Regions from separate parts of the Homo sapiens genome. Here all the other regions are linked to region 3. A link is a loop called in an ENCODE intact Hi-C map of the cell type or tissue named here. Cell type or tissue: K562. All regions are shown on one strand. Region 1 overlaps LOC105374283 (a long non-coding RNA gene). Region 2 holds the start of LOC105374284 (a long non-coding RNA gene). Region 3 has its middle 67 kb from the start of LINC02038.

Region 1 (8,000 bases), 120 kb before region 3:
GTCAGTTTGGCTGATTAGGCTGGTTGGCTGGAGGCAGTCCTTGGATGGTGACGGATATCAAGTGAAGAAGTTTGGGCATCAGGCATGGAGAAACCACCATGGCTTCCTGAGTGGACAAGCCATGTGGGCATCACTACCCTAGAGAAGGGTGAGCAGCAGCAGCGTGGACTGGGTGGGCATGCACACACTGTGACTGCCTTGCCCCGGAGCACCTCTCTGTCCTGTAGTCACTCAGAGCTCTGCTGTGTGTCCATCTCTCCCACTCCCCCAGCATGAATCCATAGACCCCAAGAAAGACCTGCACTGTCTTGTGTTTGAATGATGACCCCCTGGCAGAACTCAAACCACACACCCTGCTGAATGGAACTCTCTTTTTCCTTTCCATAAAACCAGAGAAGTATGCAGAAACCTCGAAGGTCATCAATTCCGACATCCAGTTGATGCTTAGATTTCCTCCATTGCTTCTCTGCAAAGCGATTGTCTGTTCCATGCTTAAATATCTCCAGTGATGGTGAGCTCACTACTTCAAGAGGCAGTCCATACTCAGGGTAGTCCTGGACTCACTAATAGAATGGACGGAGCCTGCACCATCCCCATTTCTGCCTCACCCTCGCCCGCTAGCACTGTGACAAGACATCTGTCCACATGTGTTGAATAGCCCTGAAAGAGAGAGATCCCCTTACCCCAGAGCACATGAATTTCCCAGAAGGTCCCTGGAGTAAAAATCTGGTATTAATTGTACTCCTGTTTGGGCAGCACTTTAGAGTTTGCAAACGGCTTTCACAGGCTTTATTGTTCTAGTGCCCACAACACCACTGTGAACAATGCTGTGGCATTTCCATTTTATGTATCAGGAAACAACTCCAAAGGGAACTCGCCCCAGGTTGAACATTGTGTAAACGTCAAAGCCAGGATCCTACTCCCGTTTCTTCTGACTCTAAATCTTGGAATTTTCTCAGCAAACCAGGTAAGCAGGGAGGTCTGTCCCCAAACACTAGCCTTGGGATGTTTTTTTTTTCATTAAACAACGTATTATGGATATAATTATTTGAATCAAAGGGGCAGGATGGTGTGTGTGTGTGTGTTTGTGTGTGCTTGCATGCAAGGCCACGGACGTGCCATGGAGGTACTTTATACTAAGCTGAAATACTTGACTAACAGGTTTCCTCTTCCTGTTTCTCTTCTAGAAGTCTTACCATGGCCCTGTCTCAGGGCACTCAGCCCCAAAGTGGTGGAGCAAGAGCACTCCAATCGGCACCACATGCTGAGCAATTGAGCTAGCATGCTGATAGAGGCAGGGACGACACAGGCCTTGTCATCGATAACAGGATGAATACTGAGGGCCATCAGCCCATGAGTTCTTTGCTCGTCTATCCTAGAAAAAGGAATGTTTTCAAATACCTCCACTATCAATCACCAAGAAAAAAACATTTGTTATTCATTGTTTTTTGTGTCCTCTGATGTAACGTTTTATCCAGGAGTTCAGGGACCTCAGTTTCTTTATTTGTAAAATGGGCATAGGTGTGTGTGTGGCGGGGTGTGGTGGGGGGCGGTAACCATGGAGGCATTGGACCAGTTGTTCAAAAGGGACCTTCTCAGTTCTAGGTATTTGTTTGGTTTGGTTTGGTTTTGAGACGGAGTCTTGCTTTTGTCGCCCAGACTGGAGTGCAATGGCATGATCTCGGCTCACTGTAACCTCCGCCTCCCGGGGTCAAGTGATTCTCCTGCCTCAGCCTCCCGAGTAGCTGGGATTACAGGCGCCTGCCACCACGCCCGGCTAATTTTTGTATTTTTAGTAGAGATGGGGTTTTGCCATGTTAGCCAGGCTGGTCTTGAACTCCTGACCTCGTGATCCACCACCTCAGCCTCCCAAAGTGCTGGGATTACAGGCCTAAGCCACTGCGCCCAGCCCCTTCTAGGTTCTGAAAGAGGGAAAAAAAATGTAACGTGGTTCCAAAATTGACAGTGACCCAGGTGTAGTGATGAAGGAATAGATTCATGCATGTGCAGTTGCCAAAGACAGAGAACCTCCAAGCGGCCCTGGGGCTGTGCTTGTCTGCCCAGTGAGGGGATGCATGAGGAGACTGCAGAGACCGCTCCTAACAGGGCTGCTGTGTGATCCCACCAAAACATTGCAAAGAACTTGCTACAAAGTTTGGGGGAATTGCTGTCCATAGTTTCAAATAAGATGTTGCAGAATGACAACATCAGGGTGGCAAGATATGTCCAAAAGAATACTGAAGCAAGACAGAAGACGGCTGGAGGTTAGACTTATGAACTGGGTAGGGCTGGTGATGGTGAGGAGGAGAGAGAGGGTCAGCTCATTCAGAAACACCCAAGGGAAGAGCACCAGGAATCCAAAAGGGGTTGCCCTGTAGGGCACCTGCCCAGGGATGTATGGACAAAAGATCTGGCTTCAAGCCAGCCTCACCACTTACTAGCTGTATAACTCTGAACAATTAATAGCACCTGCCTCAGACTCAGTTTCCTCAGTGGGGAAATGGGAAGAATACTCCCTACCTTACAGAGCTGCTGAGAGAGTTAAATTACATGGAATATGTGGAAATGCTTAACAGAGTCCATTCATACATTCAGCAAGCATGTGTTGCGTGTCTGCTGTTTGCCTGGAAAATAGTAAGTACTCTATCACTACATTAAAAATATAAAGTCGGATAGAAAATGCATTCTTTGAAGTCTAGAATAATCCTTAGGTATTAGGGAAGTTCGTAAATGAAACCATCGAAAAGATAGGTGAGTTGTTTGTTATTCATCATTTTGGGTATTTGTTGGTGGAGAGAGCTGAGCTATTCAGTGAATTCCGGTACTGGCAAGATTAAATGGAGGGGAAGGACGGAAAAAAGCCGTCTCCTCCAACAGAGAAGAAAGACAAAGGCCTGAGCTTTCACAGCCTGAGCTTGGGCTAATTAAACCAGTGTTGTAACATTTTTCTTTTCTTTTCTCTTTTCTTTTATATACAGGGGTTTTGGGGCTCTATCATCTTTGCCACAACACTGGACACAGAAGGCTTCTCTAACTGTGTTTTAGCCCATTTGTTCCTCATTTGGGATCCTTAGAATTTTTAGGGGTCCATGAGGATTGGAGTAGGGATTTGTGACATACTTTCAAAATTTCAAACATCATACAAGAAACCATGTGTCCTTACAATGAGGTTTTATTTGGCTAGAAGATTAACCAGTCATGTTGATCAGAGGCTCTGGTGTATGCTTTGATGAATAAAAAAGAGAAATAAAATAAAGGCTGCTGCTTAACAAGTTCAATGTGTTGAGAAGTCAAAATTCTTTCAAACATAGAGCATAGAGCAGTTGGAGATATAATAAAGAAAGAGTAAACATATAATTGAAAACGTTAGTAGCACTTCAACCCAACTCTCCCATTTTCCAGTTGAAGACCCAGAGGCCAGGGAAGTAAAGACATTTCTAAGGTCAGAGCTGGTCAGTGACGAAGCCAGACCCAGAGCCCAGGTCACCAGGCCATGGGGCTTTTTACTGCCTCAGTGATCGTGAGCCTGGTTTTAAAATTGACTGCATTCATCTGGAGGTGTTAGTGAAAACAAGTCACCTTCCTAAAGTCATTGCCTGGGTATCAAAGGCAAGAAGGATGCTACAGAGGACTTTTCCTTGGGCTTCTCTTCATTTGAGTGCAGTCACCTGATGGGTTGTTAGTCCAGCTCATGTTTGGCTGATGTAATTTCCCAAGGCAAGGACAAGACTGACAGGCAGGAACGCCCGGGGAGGTCCTTGGGGGAGATGAACATCCTCTTTTTATCTTCAAAGCAAATGTTCAGGAAGAGAAATGGCAACACTTCCCAGAATTCAGGCTGAAGCAAAACACAGATGACATATTGGACTGGCATCTCATCCGTGAGATAGGGGGACGTGACCGTCAGGGGTCGCTGAGGAAATGAATGAGTAAATTTATCTTACAGAGGTCAGTAAATAAGGGAATGGGATGTGTAAGAAACAGCTCCTGTCTGTAAAAGGAGCAGATGGATAAATCTAGGTTTTCCAAACAGAGGGGCTCACAGTTGTGAGCTGTTGAAGAAAGGTATTTAGTTAAAACGTCTGTCTCAAGGTTATTGGTAAATAGCCAAAACTAGGGCACAAGAATTCTGGGAAAATTAGATAAGATGAATTTAGTTTCACAATGGCTAAGGGGCCGTGTATTTCTATTAGGGAAGGCTATATATGCTTCATTCAGCAGCATCTAATGATTACATTTGGAACATGCAATTGCTGTTTCTGTTTTGGGGGCTATCACAATTTAATGAAATATCTGGTCTGGATTTCTTCAGGCAGTTGGTCTCTTCAGTTTCCACAGATTTAAGATTCTATCCTCTCCCTGCTTTCTTCCAATGAAGTTGACGTACTGTGATTCCAACTGGATAAACTTAATAGTCACACATAACTTTTGACTAGAAATAGGTGGACTGTAAGTAATCATTTAGTCTTACTTTTTGAAGATCTAAAGTCATGTGGAAGCCTAAGTGGCTGTTTGAACCCAGACATCACTCCTAAAGGCATTCCTTTTCTTTATCCCGTCATTCCACAAACACTTATTAATCACCGACAGCAAGCAAGGCACAGGGAAAGGCACGGGAGGAGGGGCTCCGGGTGTGGGAAGATGGCCAAACACACGGTCCTCACACCAAGTAGTAAGTAGTCCTCACTACACAGAATCTGGTAGAGAAGTTGGAAAGTGAGTTCTTCCCAGCAACGACTAACGTTCTAACCATCACATCTCAACAAGTATTTAATGAGGTAGAAAATGCTCGCGGCAAAACTGTGGATACAATATGCTTTGAATAAGAAAATATTGGTCTCCTTCCATGACACACATGCTCCAGAAGCCCAGATGTCAGCCACAGCACTGCCCTCTCTGCTTGGAACTAACCCTTCACGAAGCCCTGGAGATGATGGTGTCCTCATGGTCCCTGACTCTGTCTGCTTCTTCGTGTCTCCCACTGCCATTTGAGGCTGAGTCACCGTCTCTCATCACTACAGCCCCCTCACTGCCCACCTGTGTCCACTCCTGCCTCTTCCACATGGCAGCCTCCTGGATCTTCCACGAAAGCAAATCTGATTTTTATGCCACGTCTCCCCACAGTGGCTTCTATTGTTCTTAAAGTTAAAACATCTTAAAGTGGACTGTGAAGCCCTGCACAACCTGGTGTCTCCCTGCCACCTGGACCCTGACCCCCTCTTTTTTTTTTTTTTTTTTTTGAGATGGAGTCTCCCTCTTCCGCCCAGGCTGGAGTGCAGTGGCACAATCTGGGCTCACAGCAACCTCCGCCTCCCAGGTTCGAGCAATTCTCCTGCCTCAGCCTCCCGAGTAGCTGGGATTACAGGTGCCCACCACCAGGCCTGACTAACTTTGTACTTTTAGTAGACACGGGGTTTCACCATGTTAGCCAGGCTGGTCTTGAACTCCTCACCTCAAGTGATCCACCCACCTCGGCCTCCCAAAATGCTGGGATTACAGGCATGAGCCACCCCGCCCGGCTGACCCTGACCCTCTTTACTCCAGCCACGCTGCTCTTCTTCCATCCCCCCATACTCACGGGGTCCCTCCTCTCGTAGGGCCTTTGTACATTCGACTCCCGCCAGCAAATCCCGTTCTTCCCCTCTTCACCTGGCTGTTGCTGACTCATCCTTTAAGTATCAAACTGCTTGTCATTCTCCTGGGAAAAATGTCCTCCACCCCTCTGTCTACATTAAATTTTCCACTTACGTGCAACTAGAGCTTCATGTGCATCTTCTTTATAGCCCTAAAGATGCTTTAACTTTAATTTTGTGTGCAGTTATTTGATTAATGTCCAGTTCTCCTATTAGACTGTGAACTCGTGAGAACAGGACAAATGACTGTGTGGTACAGTAGTGACTCTCAAGTATATTTTGACAGAATGAAGGATGATCTCATGCTTGGCCCCTAGTAGGTGTTCATTAAAGTAGCTGGATGAATATGGGAAGAAGAGAAGCAATAGTAATTAAGAAAGCTGGGTCCCAGCACTTTGGGGGCCAAGGTGGGTGGATCACCTGAGATCAGGAGTTCGAGACCAGCCTGGCCAACATGGTGAAATGCTGTCTCTACTAAAAATACAAAAATTAGCCAGGCATGGTGGTGGGCACCTGTAATCCAAGCTACACAGGAGGCTGAGGCAGGAGAATCACTTAAACCCAGGAGGCGGAAGTTGTAGTGAGTCAAGATCATGCTACTGCACTCTAGCCTGGGTGACAACGTGAGACTTCGTCTCAAAGAAAAAAATAAATTAGCCAGGTATGGTGGTGCATGCCTGTAGTCCCAGCTACTCAGGAGGCTGAGGGACAAGAATCGCTTGAACTTGGGAGGTGGAGGTTGCAGTGAGCTGAGATCATGCCACTGAACTCCAGTCTGGGTGACAGATTGAGACTTGGTCTCAAAACAGCAACAAGAAGAAAGCTGGGTCCTAGTCCCTGATGCTCTGCTGACTTGCTCAGTGGCCTGTCCTTCTCCAAGCATCAGGGCCTCCTACCCAGCATGCAGGGGTGAGCCACTCTGCTGCCCACCAGGGGTCTGAAGGACCTGAAGTTGAATCCTAGCTCCCACTGTCTGGATGTATGATTTTGAGCCTATTTTACTTCTGTGAAAAATTCTTATGTTTAAAGTCTCTCCAAGTCCTAAAAGTTGAGAAATCTGTGAGGGCCTGCACTATACCAGTAGCAGCAAGAATGGAGAGGAGATGGATAAAAGAGAGATTTCACATTAAGTGATGAAGTAAACCAGTGGTTCTTAAAGCAGGATCCCAGACCAGCAGCATGAACATCACCTGGGAACTTGCTGGAAATGTGAAGTCCACAGCCCCACCCCAGATCTACCGAGTTAGAAACTATGAGGATGGGTCCCAGGGGAAAAAAAAAAAATTAGCCGGGCATGGTGGTGTGCACCTGTAGTCCCAGCTACTTGGGAGGCTGAGGTAGGGGAATTACATGAACCTGGGAGGTGGAGGTTGCAGTGAGCCGAGATCAGCCTGGCGACAGATCGAGAATCTGTCTCAAAAAAAAAAAAAAAAAAACCCCTCCAGTAGGTTCTGAGGCATGCTCTCAAGTTTGAGAACCACTAGGTTGGAGGCTGAGGGTGAGGAAGAAGGAAATGTTGAGGGCAGAGGAGGAAATGTAGCCATCTGGCACTCTGAGAGCTTGACTTGCCTGTCTCCTAATAGTATTGACTCCCTGACTTGTAGGAGCTGTCTGTAGGGCACAGGAGGTTCGGGGTAGGGATTTTATGTAGGTCATCTACAGACAGAAAACTCACTTTTACGAGGGATATATAGGAAGTTATAATCAGGGAGAAACTCACCTCCTGATTTCATGAGATGTCCCAACACAGCATGAAACAGGACAAGGCCCTGGGAAACGGGACCATCTCATGCACCTGTGTCCTGAAACATCTGGCAATCCTAGACACAGGGAGAGTCAAACAGCACTGAAGAGACTTCACTACTTCCTTTCCCCGGAAACATCCGGGGCCTGAGTGATCCATTTGTGCCTGAGCGATCCCTCTCCTAATAAGGACTCCAATAGGCACTGTACAATTCCCAGGAATGCTTTCTATTCTTGCCAAATAATCAAAACACTGAGGAGGTAGAACCTGGAGGGGGTGTCCAAACACAAACCCACCCATGTCACCACAAAGTTTCGCACAATAAACCCAACATCTGGTTTCTTGTCTGTGTGATTACCACTGGGATGCTGTGGAGACCAGGGACCCATTGTTGTAAATCCACAGAACTTGGAACCCAATCAACTCTTTCCTCACACTGTGCTGATGTATTTTGTGCATGTTTTGGCCATATTATTTTTCTGTTTGCTTGTTTTAATCAATATGGTACACACACACACACACACACACACACACACACACACACACGTATGTTGACAACCATTATCTTTATTTTTTAAATATTCTTTTGTAGCTGCCAAAGTTTTTTTCAAGGAATACCTGTC
Region 2 (8,000 bases), 73 kb before region 3:
ACAGATCTCTAAGCTTTACTTCTTTCCAGTGAACCTTGTGAAGTCCTTCTAACGCTTTCTGATGAACTCTGGCCTCTATGTTTTCAGAGATTTCTACATCCAGCTATACTATGCTGACAAAGATGTTTCCTGAGCATCTATTAAGTGCTGTGCAAGACTCTGGTGATAAGGACACATAGCTCTGCCCGCAAAGGGTACTCACAGTCTAGTGTTGGGGGCAGAATCAATCATGTACGCAGGTGACGATTGCACACCCAGAGGAAGATGCACGGCGTGGTGAAGTTCAAAGACGGGAGAGATGTTTCTGCCTGGTGGGCTGGGGAGGGATGAAGATCGGCATGGTCATGTCATAGTGAAGGCGGGACTGGACTCAGGCCTCATGGGCAGATGTGGACCGTCACACATGGCAGGAAGGGCACTCTAGATGCAGGCAACAGCAGAAGCTAGCGCCATGAGGCAAGGAAAGCACAGCTTTCTACAGGGCTAGGGGAGTCGATTGCATGAGGGGAGGACTCATGGGTGTGGGATCATGAGAGGCAAGACTGACCAGGTGAGGAACAGGGCCCTTCAGAGAAAAATACCAGTCTGGTTTCAATCAGAGCTATCCTGGTGTACCTAAGTGTTTGAGCTCCTACAAGGCAGGGTCTAGCCACTACTCAGTTTATAAACAGGTCAGCGCCTAGAACTGTGATCTGAACAGTGCGGATGCTCAGAGAGGCTCTGCCTCATGTCCCTGCAGGAGGCAGAAGAACTGGGGCCGAGGACTGGTGGTTAGGCCTGGAATGTTCATTCTCTCTCCCTTTCTTCAGGCCATTCCCTTGCTTCTTCCCATCGGTCACTTCCAAATCTCCATCTTCAAGTTCCAACTCAAAAGCTACCCTGCCCTAATGCCTTCTCAGCAACCCAGCCAGGAAAGCACTGCTGCTCCTTTGGAACCTGGGAGCTTCCTTAGAACGGTCCCTTGCATCTCCTGCACCCCCAGGCAATCCCACCCCACTCAGTATGTGTCTGTGCAGCAGCCCATCCCACCTTTCAGAGTGAAAGGTTTTTAAGCATCTCTCAGCACCTCTTCCCTTCCTGATATCCTCCAGGACCCTAACACAGCAACCACCTCATATTACATGCACAAGAGTGCAAGCTGCCTGAGACGGTCACCTTAAAAAGAGGCCACACTCCTTCCTGGGACCCAAGAGCAGTGTGCAAGAGGTGGTGTGAGGTCGCGGGTGGGGCCTGGGACAGCCTCTGGCATGAACTGGGACTGCACTTATCTGACTCTGTGCCTACTTGGCATCTGCCTGTGCCCTCAGGAAAAGCCTGTATCATGATGGCTGATTGCTGATAAGAGGGGGTAGAGCATGCTCTATTCACCTGACTCCCAGCACAGTCAAACCTGCAACCACTGCTCTGAATCACCCAGGAAAGTCCCACTTCCACCTTGTGTTTTTTTGACCTCTCCTTCGCGTGCATTAAAAGCACCAGGAGCAAGGCCGGTGAGGTGTCTCACACCTATAATCCCAGCACTTTGGGAGGCTAAGGCAGCCGGATCACGAGGTCAGGAGTTCGAGACCAGCCTGGCCAACATGGTGAAACCCCATCTCTACTAAAATACAAAAAAATTAGCCAGGCATGGTGGTGCATGCCTGTGGTCCAACAGCTCGGGAGGCTGAGGCAGGGGAATCACTTTTGGACCCAGGAGATGGAGGTTGCAGTGAGCTAAGATCATGCCACTGCACTCCAGCCTGGGTGACAGAGCAAGACTCCGTCTCAAAAAAAAGAAAAAAAAAGGCACCAGGAGCCAAAAAATATAGATGCCAGGGTGCTGGAAGAGCTCAGTGGAAATGTGAGCAGAGGGAACCTCTTTCTTGGTAGGATTTTGGGGTACACAGTTTTTTTCCTCTGAGGCAGATTCTCCTTACTCCAAATTGGGTGCCATGAGTCATAAGGAGCCATCTCTCTCTGATGATTTACAAACATCTCAACTCATTCTTTGCTTCTTAAAATTGGAGCGAGCTATCAAATGGCTTTATGAGGTATTCATCGAGCATCTCTATGTGCCCAGGGGTGTTGTTGAGGCTTTAGGGTTTACAACAGAATTTCAGCCCCAACCTGCCATTCAAGCCTCAACTCCAAGTGCACCTGCCGTGCTTCAGTGTCCCGGACGAGGCCTGCGGCAGCCACATGGGGCTGCCATCTTTTCTCACTCTGCCTACAAAGTCCCACCACCAGCCAGGATTCTGCTCAAGCTGTTGTCTCCACCTGGAATCCTCTTCCACCCCCATCTGCTTATTAAATTCCCAATAACCTACTTATTCTAAGGAATCCTGCCCACCCTCTTGTAAGGCCCAGCTCTAAGTTAACTGTTACTGGGAGACTGTACAGTTTCTCCCAGTCAGAACTCCACTGCCCCCACCACCTCTCTCATGGCAGAGTTCTGTGTCCCTCTCCAGGCACCGTCTGGAGTCTCCAATAAAGACTCTTTCCCATACAGAGGACTTGTCAGTGCGGTGAAGACAGAGACCAATACCCCAGAGATGAGGAGACCCAAGTGCTGGTCTAGTCTGACCTGGCAGTCGGTGACCTTGGACCCAGGGTCTTCAACTTTAGCCTGTTTTCCCATCTGCGGATGAGAGGCTTGTCCAGAGTAGGATTCCCAATCTGGATTCTGCCTAATCCTGTCTCCTGGAGCACCTGTTCAAAATACACTGGGTCCTCTCCCAGGCTGACAAAAGTAGACTCTCAGAGGGTAGAGCTTTCAATCTATATTTTTAACAAGCTTCCCAGCTGGGCGCAGTGGCTTATGCCTGTAACCCAAGCACTTTGGGAGGCCGAAGAGGGCGGATCGCCTGAGGTCAGGAGTTCAAGACCAGCCTAACCAACACAGAGAAACCCCGTCTCTTCTAAAAATACAAAAACAAAAAAACAAACAAAAAATTAGTCAGGTATGTTGGCACATGCCTGTAGTCCCAGCTACTCGGGAGGCTGAGACAGGAGAATCGCTTGAACCCGGGAGGCGGAGGTTGCAGTGAGCTGAGATCGTGCCATTGCACTCCAGCCCGGGAAACAAGAGTGAAACCCGTGTCTAAAAAAAAAAAAAAAAAAAAATCTTCCCAAGCAACCTGTGCATAGTCTGCCTGGTGCTCCTTTCAGGACTGGGGGTAGCACCTAGAGGGTTCCTAAAATCCTACAAAAATCCCGTGGTTCCTTGAATGATCCTTTCTCTGCTTCATGTGATGCTCCCTAGAATAAACTACATCAACAGCACCACTGTGAGTACAACTCCAGTGCTTGAATGAGAAAACCCTGGGTCATGACTAGGTCTCATGTCTCTCAAAGGGCTACTGTGCTTTGTGGAAATTTTGGATGGTTGGAAACACATAATGATAGCCAACCCATTTATATTAGTTAGCTTGGGTTGACCTAACAAAACACCACAGAGCAGGTGGCTTAAAAAACAGAAATTTATTGCTCACAGTTCTGAAGCCTGAGATATCCAAGATCAAGGTGCTGGTCAATTTGGTAATGAGTGAAGCCTTCCTTCCCGGCTTGTAGCCGGCAGCCTTCTTACTGTATCCCGACTGGGAAGAAAGAGAGCTCTGCTATCTCTTCTTCACCTTATAAGGGCCCCAGCCCTATCAGATTAGGGCCCTAGCCTTCCAACCTCATTTAACCTTTATCACCACCTCCTCACAAGCCCTGTCTCCAAAGACAGGCACACCGGAGGTTTGGGCTTCCGCATGAGTTTGAGAGACGTACAAACACTCAGTCCGTGATAACTCTATGCCTGAGGCTTTAGAGAAAGTCAAGCTGACCTAACAGGCAAATTGGTATCCAGATAAATTCTATTACCTATTTTCCCCAATAAGTTCTTGAGAAATAGCTGCTGCTCCCACCGTTGCATGGTTGATTGAGACTTACGATTCAGGAAGGCGGTGGCTGCTTCCTCCCCATGGTGGTGCAGGCTCCATGCGGCACTCAGTGTGCCCTCCTGGGATGCTTTTGGATAGGTTTCAGTGTGCTTCTGGCTTGTTCCTGTCTATTTCTCCAGCTGGATTTCCAACTGTTCTGCCAATCCTGTGACCACTCCCATTTCCTTCTAACGAAATGTCTTTTCTACCTGAGTCAGCTAGCATGGGTTTCTACTGCTTGCAACTCAGGTCTTGCTGACACATATATCATGCAAGGAATGATAGAAGGCGCTGCAAGTATTTCTTCTGAAGCAGGGAAGTCTCCAGGAGTTGCCCGCTTATCTACAGATACCTAAAGGGCTATTGTATGGAAGGGAAACAGGATGCTTCTGTGTGGCTTCAGAAGGCAATACTGGACCCACAAGGAGAGCTTTAGGGAGAACTATTTCAACTCAACACAAGACAGAAGCTTCAGAGCTAGTCCTCAGGAACATGGTGCTGAGGGATGAAGTGAGCTTGCTCCTGTCACTGTGGGGGCGGGGTGGGGCGGTGGCAGTGGAGGCTGGACCTTTTTGTCAAGGATGCTGTGTAGAAAAGGTCTGTTTTGACACATAGACCAATAGAACAGAGTAGAGATCTCAGATATAAGACCACACATCTACAACCATCTCATCTTTGGCAAACCTGACAAAGACAAACAATGGGGAAAGGATTCTCTATTTCATAAATGGTGCTGGGAAAACTGGCCAGCCATATTCAGTAAACTGAAACTGGACCCCTTCCTTATACCTTATACAAAAATTAACTCAAGATGGATTAAAGACTTAAATGTAAAACCCAAAACCATAAAAACCCTAGAAGAAAATCCAGGCAGTACCATTCAGGACATAGGCATGGGCAAAGATTTTATGATGAAATTGCCAAAAGCAATTGCAAAAAAAGCAAAAATTGACAAATGGCATCTAATTAAACTAAAGCGCTTCTGTACAGCAAAAGAAACTATCATCAAGAGTGAACAGGAAACCTACAGAATGAAAGAAAATTTTTGCAATCTACCCATCTGACAAAGGTGTAATATCCAGAATCTACAAGGAACTTAAACAAATTTACAAGAAAAAACAACCCCATCAAAAGGTGGGCCAAGGACATGAACAGAGACTTCTCAAAATAAAACATTTATGTAGCCAACAAGCATATGAAAAAAAGCTCAACATCAGTGATCATTAGAGAAATGCAAATCAAAACCACAATGAGGTACCATCTCACGCCAGTCAGTATGGCAACTGTTAAAAAGTCAAGAAACAACAGATGCTGGCAAGGCTGTGGAGAAATAGGAACGCTTTTACACTGTTGGTGGGAATGTAAATCAGTTCAACCATTGTGGAAGACAGTGTGATGATTCCTCAAGGATCTAGAACCAGAAATATCATTTGACCCAGCAATTCCATTACTGGGTATATACCCAAAGTAATATAAATCATTCTATTATAAAGATACATGCGCACATATGTTTATTGCCATACTATTTGTAATAGCAAAGACATGGAATCAACCCAAATGCCCAACAATGATAGACTGGATAAAGAAAATGTGGTACATATACCATGAAATACTATGTAGCCATAAAAAGGAATGAGGCCATGTCCTTTGCAGGGACATGAAGCTGGAAGCGATCATTCGCAGCAAACTAACACAGGAACAGAAAACCAAACACTGCATGTTCTCACTCATAAGTGGGAGCTGAACAATGAGAACACATGGACAGAGGGAAGGGAACAACACACACCAGGGCCTGTGGGGAGTAGGGAGGGAAAACATCAGGATAAATAGTTACTGCATGCGGGGCTTCATGCCTAGGTGATGGGTTGGTAGGTGCGGCAAACCACCATGGCACACGTTTACCTGTGTAACAAACCTGCACGTTCTGCACATGTGTCCCAGAACTTAAAATAAAATAAAATTTTAAAAAAGAAAGAATGTTTCCTTGATGAAGATATCTCTGCTTTTAAGATGTATCTGCATTTTTAATTACACTTCAGTACAATTGACGTGCCATTTAAGTAATTAATCTTCCACTAGAGGAAAGGAAAGGGAAGAGAAGGGAAGGGAACCATCTAGTCTTTTACTTATTAATTTTTATATTAGTAATTTTTATGATTATGAGAAGAATCTATAAACCATGTGAAGTGGAGAAAATTTGGTTACTAGAGAAAAACATGAAGTGGAAAATAAATACCACCTATAACCCACCACACATTTTGGCAAATGTGTTTCCAGTCCAGTCTTTTTATATCAATTAGATATGTACTTTTTTTATTGAAATATAATTCACATACCACACAATTCACTGGTTTCAATTGTACCACTCAGTGGCTTTTACTATATTCACAGAGCTGTGCCACCAACCATTGCCACAGTACAATTTCAAACATCTTCCCCAGCCTCTCAGAGAAACCTCCATCCCTTTTAGCTGTCACCCTTTCAGCTGTCACCCCTTAACTTCCCTCATCTCCTCCATCTCCAGCCCTGGGAAACCAAGAATCTACTTTGTGCTTGTATGGATTTGCCTATTCTGGACATTTCATATAAATCGAATCATATAATATGTGGGGGTTTTTTTGGTAACCAGCTTCTTTCACTTAGTATAATATTTTCAAGGTTTATTTGTGTTGTAACGTGAGTGCGCACCTCCTTCGTATGGCTGAGTAATAGTCTGGTGTTTGGGTATAACACAATTTTTAATCCATTCATCACTTGATAGACATTTGGGACATTTGGGTTGTTTGCGCTTTTTGGCTATTATGAATAATGTTACTATGAACTTTTGGCACAAATTTTTGCATGGGTGTATGTTTTCATTTCTCTTGGTTATATACCTAGAAATGGAATAGAATGGGCTTATGTGGTAACTCTATGTTTAACCTTTTGAGGAATTGCCAGACTGTTTTCCAGAGTCTCTCCACTATTTTACATTTCCACCAGCAGCGTATGAGAATTCTGATTTCTCCACACCCTCACCAACAATTTTTATTATTTGTCTTTTTTATGACAGCCATCTAGTGTTATATAATTTCATTGTGGTTTTTATTTGCATTTCCCTGATAGCTAATGACTCATCTTTTTATGTGTTTATTGATCATTGTATATAGTCTTATGGAGAAATAGCTTTCAGATCTTTTGCCTTTATTTAAAAAAAAAAGAGAGAACAAGTGTCTCTCTGTTGCTCAGGCTGGAGAGCAATGGTACAATCATAGCTCACTGTAACCTCAAACACCTAGGCTCAAGCCATCCTCCTACCTTAGCCTTCAGGGTAACTGGAACTATAGGCATGCAACAACATTCCTGCCCAAAAAGAAATTGATGAGGACTCCTGGGCTTAAGCAGTTCTCCCGCCTCAGCCTCCCAAAGGGCTGGGATTACAGGTGTGAGCCACTGCACCTAGTCTTTTGACCGTTTTCAGATTGTGTTCATTGTCTTTTTAGTATTGAGTTTTAAGAGTTATTTATATATTCTAGATACAAACCCCTTATCAGATATATGGTTTGCAAAATTTTTCTCCCATTCTTTTGGCTGTCTTTTATACTTTCTTGGTGGTGTTCTTAGAAATACAAATATTTTTAGTATCAATGAAATCCAACTTAACTATTTTTTCTTTTGTTGCTCATGCTTTTGGAGTCATATCTAAGAAACCATTGCCTAATGCTAGGTCATTAAGATTTATCCCATCTTTTCTTTTAGGGGTTTTCATAATTTTAGCTTTACATTTGAGTCTTTGATCCATTTTAAGTTAATTTTTGTGAATGGTGTGAGGAATGGGAAAATTTATCCCATGCCTCTCTCCTAGCTTCTGGCAGTTCTTGGCTTTTCTTATAGATAAATCTTTCCAATCTCTGCCTCTGGCTTCACATGGCTCTCTCCTGTGTATGTCTCTGTGTCTTCTCTTTTTCTGTCTCTTTATCAGGATTTAAGGCCCACTCTAAATTCAGGATGATCTCATCTCAAGATCTTTAACTTAATGACATCTGCCAAGACCCAATTTCCAAATAAAGTCACATCCACAGGTGCTAGGGGTTGGTATTTGGAGTATCTTTGGGA
Region 3 (8,000 bases):
ACCACAGGTTACATTTGCTATTGCAGAACTCTATAGAAGTGGAATCATACAGTGTGTCCTCTTAGGAGTCTGGCCTCCTTAATTCAGCATGTTGTTAAGATTCATGCATGTTGTTGCATGTATCAGTAGTAGTTCATTCCTCTTTTTTTTCTTCCTGAGTAGCATTTCATTGTATATCACAATTTGTTGTTTATTCATTCACCTATTGTTGGACATCTGAGATGTATCCAGCAGTTAGCTATCATGAACAATCTTGCTATAAACCTTCCTGTATACGTCATTGTGTGGACATATGATTTCATCCCTGTAGGGTAAATACCTAGGGGTGGAATTGCTGGGACATAAGGTAGTCACATGTCAAATTTGTAAAGAAACTGATGAACAGGTTTCCAAGGTAGTTGTTCCAAGTTCATATTTAAAGTATGACTATCCAGGTGGTCTCTGTGCTTCAGGCATGTGAATAACTGCACTGCTATGAAGTGCAGGTGGAGATGGTATAGCACAGTAATGAGTACATGTGCCTGGGGTTTGCGACATCTCAGTCACATTTCTGCTCAAGGGTCTTGGTTTCCTTATCTGCCAAGTGACTCAGTTGAACAGACAATGTCTAAGGGTATTTCTCTTTCTACTATGAGATGAGTCTTTCATTCCTTCACTTACTAGGAAAGCAAAACAAAAATATGTTAGTGATTATTTTCTTTAAAAGTTAATGCCTGCTTTGTAACCTGTTGTTAGATTTGTCATCTAACAATTTCAAGCCCTGTGTCAGATATAATACTTGCAGCTGCGCATAGCAGAAAACCCAAACTGGTTTAACCAATAAAGGGGAACTATTAGCTCATGTAACTGAAACAAGTCCAGAGGTAAGGCCAGGGCATAGACATAAAGTGACCAGGATTCCTGCTCCATGTCTCCATGGTTCTCTTGGCTTTGCTTTCCTCTTTTTGATGGCTTTGTCCTTAGTTTGGAAACAAGATGGCAGCAGTTCCAGCCCTCACTTCTGTGCACAACAGAAGAAGAGAAACTATACTTTCCAGTGGTTCTTTCTTACAAATGAAGAAACTTCTTTCTCGAAAGGTTTTAAAAAACATCCCCTCATGTCTCATTGGCTGGCATTGGATTGCACGTCCTTTCCCAACCAATCTCTGTATGCAGAATAGTGCCATGATCAAATTAGCATAAGCCTGGATTCCCGGGCCAGTCAGTGATCCATTATATTCCCTGACCCTACTACTGTAGTTGGGATGAGGCCAGTTTCTCCTAAAGCATATGACTATGTAGAGACAGAATAAGTGCCTCCTCTTCAAAAAAAGTGTGTGTGTATGGTAGATATTTGGCAAGCAACTAGTGTCCACATAGAGCCCTTCTTCACAGGTATAGACATTTACCACATGGCCCTTACCAGAGGGCTAACAAGGGATCATCCAGAAGAAGACTCAGAATCAAAGGCAATTTGGTAAGTGTGGCAGGTTAAATATGATCACAAATACTTTTCAGCTCTTCCCATCAAATGGTGGAGTCTATTGTCTTATCCTTAGAATCTAAACTGACTTTGTTTTGACCAACAGAATGTGTCAGAAGCAGTAGTGTGTGTATTCCACAGCCTAGGATTTAGGAAGGTCTAAAGGTCTTCCCCTGCTCTCTTACAATATTCCCGCCACCATATGAGGAAACCTGGGCTAGATGACCTAAAGATATAGGATCACATAGAGAGGGAAGTTCAGCTGACAGCCAGCTCAGCTCTAAGGCACCAGGTATGTAGTTGAGCCCTCTTAGATCCTTCAATCCAAGTCAAGCTGTCAAATGACTGCAGCCACATGAGAGACCCAAGGCAAGACCAGCAGAAGAACCACCAAGCTGAGCTCAGCCAACCAATGGAATTATGAGAAATAATAAATCATTGTTATTTAAGCCACTAAGTTTGGGGTAGTTTATTACATAGTAATAGGTGAGTAAGTCAGGAAGGGCATTTAAAACTCTTCTAGTCTCTCCAGTGGGTGTGGTCTACTGAGCCTATCAGATACACTCACTACTTACTGAGATACAAGGCAGCTCATTCCATTTTTAGAGCACTCTACCAGAATGCCTTCCTACTATAAAAGCAGATTCAGCCTCTCTTGTGCTTCTTTCAGCCCCTCTTGTGCTTCTTTCAGCCCTGGGGTCTTTCAGCCCACTCACTGGGGTCATAGAGAACAAGTCCAACCCCTCAACCACATAGAAGCACATCAGCTAACTGCAGTCACTCATCTCACCATGAGAGATCATCCTTTCCCAAAGGGTTCTCGACCCTTTTCTATTGCTGATGGAATGGAGAATGGTGAACCTAGAGGGCCAGACCAGTTAGGGGGCCATCACAATTACCAGATGATGCCATGAGGGTATCCTGAAACCCTGGGTCCATGGCTGTAACTTGCCCCTGGCAGGGCCTACGCTGACTTGTGGGAGCACCAGTTAACCTGCCAATATAAAGTCGGCTTTGATTAAAGGGGAATGAGGCAAGCAAGAGGGCAGGGCAGGCACCCACTGGCTGCTGCAGGGAGGTCCATGTGGAGGAGAAGGACGGGCCCAGCAGACAGGCACTGCCTGAGATTTCTGTACCCTGCAGGAGCTGGGGCAGGAGGCAGGGTAAGAGAGGCTACTTGTGGTACAATCTGTTCAGGTGGGCCTCTCCCTCCTTGCCCACCCTGCTGTCTTTGCAGGGGTTCCTGGGCCTCTACCAAGCAAGTCTTCAGTGTCCCAGCAGAGAAGGAAGCCTGGTTATCAGGGTGCCTGGGGAGTCTGTGTGTCTCCCCCAGCAGCCCTCTAGTGCCCCAGGGACTGAACCACATTTCTTTCCTCTCTTTATGCCCTGAAGCACACTTGAGCACAGGGCTTTTAGGAGGCCTCAATAAATATTTGTCACCAGAACTTTGCGCAGTCAAATAGAAACTGCACGTTGACACTCTTGGATGGGATTACTTCAAGCTACCCCTTCTCAGGCACCTTGGGTTCTCAGCAACCTCTGACAGTCAGCCTCTCACCCACTCCTCTGTGGGCCTCAGCAGCTGAAGTGGGGATTCCAGGAGTCCTTCTGCCTGGCATATAGAGGGTGGCCCTGGTGAGGACCCAGCGTGCTGTGGAGGGAGAACAGGGAAGTTGCCCTCAGGACCTGACTCCTATGGAAGACTCCTCTGCTGTCTGTGCCCTGCTTCAAGGTGGGAGAGTGGGGTGCCCTGGTGGCCCCCAGGCCAGACCAGAGGCTCGATGCTCAGGGGGCAGGCAGCCATGGTGAAGGAAAGCAAACCTTGCTATTCAGGGAGACCAGTGCCTTCCTCAGAGGATGGGAGGGCGGATATACAAGGAGGCGTCCGGGGGCAAAATAACGGTGTAAGGAAAATGGTACTGCCCTAGAAGGCAGGAGAAGACCAACTAGCCAGAAGCTATCAGAGTCCTGGAGTCCCATCCACCTTCACTCCTTCGGCCTTTTTCATAAAATCGCTATGCCCTAACTCTTCTTCATTCCCCAGTCATGTTGCCACAAGCCACTCCTCACACAGCACCCTCCTCCCCTATACCCTGAGCAGTGTGTTTTCCTGAGAGTTTATATTTTTCCCCTTTGCAAATTATTATCTCCAGACCCTTGAATCTGGAAATGAGAAAATCAATTAGCAAGGGATTACAGTCTCAGACATTTTCCCCCACCTTTTGCTTTAGAAAATATATCAAGAAATCATTGTGACTCTTTAGATGGATATTTCATAAATCTACTCAGTTGAAAACTCAATGAGTGAGATAAAGGTTAAGTCAGATCCCTCAGATCTGTGTGTGCAGAGGTATGTGGAAGCCGCCAGGGAGAAAGGCCCTGAGTGAGGTCACTGTTACCACTTTCTGCCTCAAAATGTAAAGATGCCTTTAACAGAGATAAGGTGAATAGAAAGCCAGCCTTTTGCTTGAGATGAAACTATTATTTTTAAACTGGTCCTAAAAAGTCTGACCATTTCTCAATTTTGTGGGATAAAAAAAAGAATTCAGTAAAAGTTGTGCCATCCAAATTTGATGGCAATTAAGAAGCAAAAGTATCCTCTTTCAGGGAGTGAAAATTTTTCAGACAAAGAAACTGAGTCCTGGAGTGCATAAGTGATTTATCTGAAATCAAAGACACTTATTTTCTTCACTTTTCACACCACAGACTCATGAAGCTTCTGATCAGAGAGCACTAAAACCCAATTGGCTTGTTTCAGGCAAAGGAAGTGCCAGAAAGTCAGAGGTAACTGACTAACTGCTTCCACCTTGGCCCCACCAAATGCTGCAGGGTGATAAGGGTTAAATCAGACAAGTCCCAGCTCTCAGAGCTGCGTGTACTGAGGTGCATGTGAACAACCCTCCCCAGAGAAGGGTTCCTTCTGTTATCTTGATGGCAGGAGTATTCAGTGCCCTTTGCATAACCCCCAGAGCCTTGAGTCTGACTGCAAAGTTTGCAAAGACTGTCTCCAGGCTGTAGCCATTGCAAGTGCTTTTGCAAAGATTAGGCTGTTTGATAAACAGATAAAGTTGGAACTGGAAGGGACTTTAGAGTTTGCCCAATTCAGACCTCTCAACTTTCTGTTTTTTCAAACAGAGGAGGAAGTTGCAGCTCAGAAAAGAGGCAAGAATCATCCAAGTGACACACAGTGACTTGGCAGCGTTGGAGCTGGGACGAGAACATGAGCTTGGGTCACCACCTTGCACAGCCACAGGGGAAGGGTGGCTCCTCGAAAGGTCCCCAGAGCTCTCCTTCAATCCCGGACCACATGCTTCCTCCTTCCAACTATCAGCTCCAACTATTTAGCAGTTGCTGGCTTTGCACAAGGAGAACTGGGAGTAGTCGGCATATCGTTGGTTTGCAGATGGGTCCACCAGCTCAGCAGTTGAAGACAATGCCCCCTTCAACCTTCAGGTTAAAAACATTTATTTTCTTAAGCCGCATCCGCATAAGAATCACCAGGGACTCTTGCTAAAATCCAGCTCCCTGGGCCCCATGTCAGAGTAGGAAGATGAGGGACTTCATTTTCAGAAGCTCCTCTGGTGACTTTTAGAATAAAGCAAGCCTGGAACTCTCCCTCCTTCTTTTGTCTCTTCAGCCTGGCATTCAAGACTCTTTGCTATCAGCCTGACTTCCTGCTGATCACATTTCTATGCCTCACGGAACTTTTTGGCATTTCATAAAAATTTCGTAAATTCATAATAGTGAAAGCTACCATTCGCCCTGCACCTCTAGAGTACAACACAGGCAACTCTCATTGACAGACCTCTCCCAGGCAGATGAGGATAACGGCCCCCACTTACAGTGAAGACTAAGGGATGGGAAGTTTGAATAACTCTTCTAAGGGCACAGAATCCTCACTCTCAGTCACTTCACAGCACTGTTTCCGTGAGCAAGGCCTTCATTTTTCTCACACATATCTTTGTTTATGCCATTTCCTCTGCAAAACTGTCACGCCTTCTGCCTGCCATCTCTGCTTGATAATGTCCGGCTCATTCTTTCCGGCCAGCACCACTTCCCTCTGCTTCTTTTTAGGCACTTGCCACGTTATGCCTTGTGCTGGAGGTGATCGTAGGCACTTTCTCCACTGGCTTTTTAATATTTTTTAGAGATAGGGTCTCGCTCTGTCGTCCAGGCTGGAGTGTAGTGGCTCACTACAGCCTCAACCTCCCAGGCTGAAGCAATCCTCCTGCCTCAGCCTCTCAAGTGGCTGGAACTACAGGCACACACCACTTACGTCCGGCTAATTTTTGTATTTTTTGTAGAGATGGGGTCTCACTTTGTTGCCCAGGCTGGTCTCAAACTCTTGGGCTCAAGCGATCTGCCTGCCTCCGCCTCCCAAAGTGCTGGGATTACAGGCATGAGCCACGCACCAGGCCTGCAGCCACCTTTTATCAAGCCTCCACCCTCACTCCACACAGCAGCACCAGTGATCATTTTTAAATATCTTTCAGGTCATCTCACTCCAGGTTCATCAGGTCCAATGGCTCCCCTCTCCCTATGAGCAAAATCCCTTGCCATAGCCTGCACTGGCTCTCTGGCCTCGTCTACTTGGCCTACTTCTGCCCTCCTCGCCCACCCAGCTGAGCATGCTGGCCTCCCTGCCAGTCCACCAAGATGCCACACACACTCTCCTCTTCACAGAAAGGCCTGGGCATACAAGTGACTCTCTCTGGTTTCCTTTGAGCCTCTGCTCAGACTTCCCTTTGTCACAGAGGCTTCCCATAACTTCCAATATAGGAAGGTGGCTCCTTCTTGCATGCACAAATGGGGAGTCAAGGCCCAGTGGAGGAAGTTTGTTCTTCAAGGTCACACATCAGCCAGTGGCAGTCAAGACTGACACCTGGATCTTTCAGCTTCTGCTTCAGTCCTTTTGCTGCTGGTCTCTCTGACCAGCAGATCCTAGAATCCATTCTTAATGCATGGATTTGTCCAATTTCCACCAAGCACAGGCTGTGTAATCATAAGCACAGCTTCACTTCAAAGCCTGCATTTTCTTAAACATAATGGGAAGGGGGTGGAGGGAGGCAAGAAGCAGAGATGTACTTGGCCTCCAAGGTCTTCTCTGAATCAAATAATCTTTAAGGAAGGACTGAGCTTTGACACCTGACATTCCCACCCCTACCCCACAGCAGATGCAAAATATGTGAGGGCTAAAACACATGAAATTTTATGGACCTTTTGTGAGAAAAAGAATATAAAAGGTTATAGATAAAAAATAGATATTAATATGGATATTTATTCAGAAAACTGGGAAATACCATAAACATATTAAAATTTTTTTAAAAACAGTATTTTTAGTAATTCATGTTTCATGTACACCTGTAATACTTTTTTAATCTACATTTTTTACTACTTTTTGATTGCTGCTTAATATGACAATGATTTTGCTATATTATTTTCAATAGAGATAATAGAAAGATAATTCACTCATTCTACTAGCAGGGTTGACTGGAGTTTGTTACATTATTATTGAAAGTTGGGGTCCATACAATTCTTGATTTCTCACTAGATATGCTTGTTTTTTATAGCACTCCTATACGTCTGTTTCTAGAAACACAGGAATTCTCATGATTTCTATTTTACACAATTTGCATTTAAAAAGAAGAAAAAACATAGTACATGTACATTATAAACCATGCTTTATGAAGTATAATCCTGAGAGGGGAGAACTTTCCTTCGACCAGACATCAATGAAATGAATTCATGCCTTTACAACTGTGTACACGTGATACTTAGACACTTTTTTGTACGGGTTGGTTTCTAAGTCCTTGCAAACCTTTCTTCTTCTCCATTACCCACAGACCTCCAGTGTTTAGTTTAATTCTTGACGGGCTCTCTGTCTGGTCTGTATCTCTGTGCCATGACAGCAGGTGAGTCGGCACAGTGTGGGCATGTTCCTGGAAGTCATTTCTACATCAGCAAGGCTAGAAATAATGTGATTGTACGCAGATGGACAGCAAAAGACGGCTCTACCTAAGGGAAGCTTGAGTAGGGCATGCTTTAGTTTGGACTTATGAAGTATTGCATGCTTCATATTTCATGAAGTCCAAACTAAAGCACCCCCTACTCAAGGTTCCCTTAGCTAGAGTGCACAGTTGCCCTGGGGCCACTTTCACCCCACTTGACAGCCCTTGGGTATGATGGAAGGAAAATCAGAGTAAAAATCGCATTCTTAACTAATTGTGATTAAAATATCTGATTTTTGCAAATTTTATGAAGACAAATGGCATTGAGAACACTTGGAAGCTTAAACTTCATTATCTTCATGTGAATTCACCCCTGCCCTTGAAGCAAAAAACTGCCCACTTCTCCTACCTGTGTGAGAGGAATTCAGCAAATTTAGCCAGTGAGTTAAATCAAGGAAGAAGAAGGCTCTTTGACCTCACGATAGTTTATTTTTTTCTCGGTAGAATAACCTCAATAAACTTCAGGCAAGGGCTCAGCTGTAGAATGAAACCTTGATGAGTTCAATTACAAAGGATTACACAGGGTCTTG

The links. Hi-C counts contacts between places; a loop is a spot of excess contacts. Peaks named below come from ENCODE experiments on the same cell type or tissue, not always from the same donor. Only the 100,000 strongest peaks of a DNase experiment are listed, where the experiment ranks them.
Region 1: it touches region 3 in a loop (4-fold over the local background); 5 of 110 quality-filtered maps call a loop at or near these places.
Region 2: it touches region 3 in a loop (6-fold over the local background); 3 of 110 quality-filtered maps call a loop at or near these places.

Annotation. Positions count from the first base shown.
Region 1 is chr3:193,790,639-193,798,638 of GRCh38, forward strand. LOC105374283 (a long non-coding RNA gene) reads left to right here. Exons shown (of 4, transcript XR_924839.2): 2 at 394-511; 3 at 855-967; 4 at 1,188-1,446. Among named protein-coding and RNA genes, the nearest start is that of LINC02038, 49 kb to the right of the region's middle. RefSeq lists enhancers at 1,011-1,668, 4,970-5,471. In K562, a CTCF peak has its summit at 3,897 (motif pointing right); a DNase peak (open chromatin) is centred at 3,803.
Region 2 is chr3:193,833,437-193,841,436 of GRCh38, forward strand. It overlaps LINC02038 (long intergenic non-protein coding RNA 2038), which reads right to left. Exons shown (of 3, transcript NR_146718.1): 3 at 7,392-8,000. It overlaps LOC105374284 (a long non-coding RNA gene), which reads right to left and starts at 4,035. Exons shown (of 4, transcript XR_924841.3): 1 at 3,916-4,035; 2 at 203-316. RefSeq lists an enhancer at 1,494-1,553. In K562, a CTCF peak has its summit at 3,270; DNase peaks (open chromatin) are centred at 3,292 and 3,675; H3K4me3 peaks cover 518 bases.
Region 3 is chr3:193,906,695-193,914,694 of GRCh38, forward strand. No RefSeq gene overlaps it. Among named protein-coding and RNA genes, the nearest start is that of LINC02038, 67 kb to the left of the region's middle. In K562, no CTCF peak of the experiment used is centred here; DNase peaks (open chromatin) are centred at 3,831, 4,337 and 4,717; H3K4me3 peaks cover 798 bases.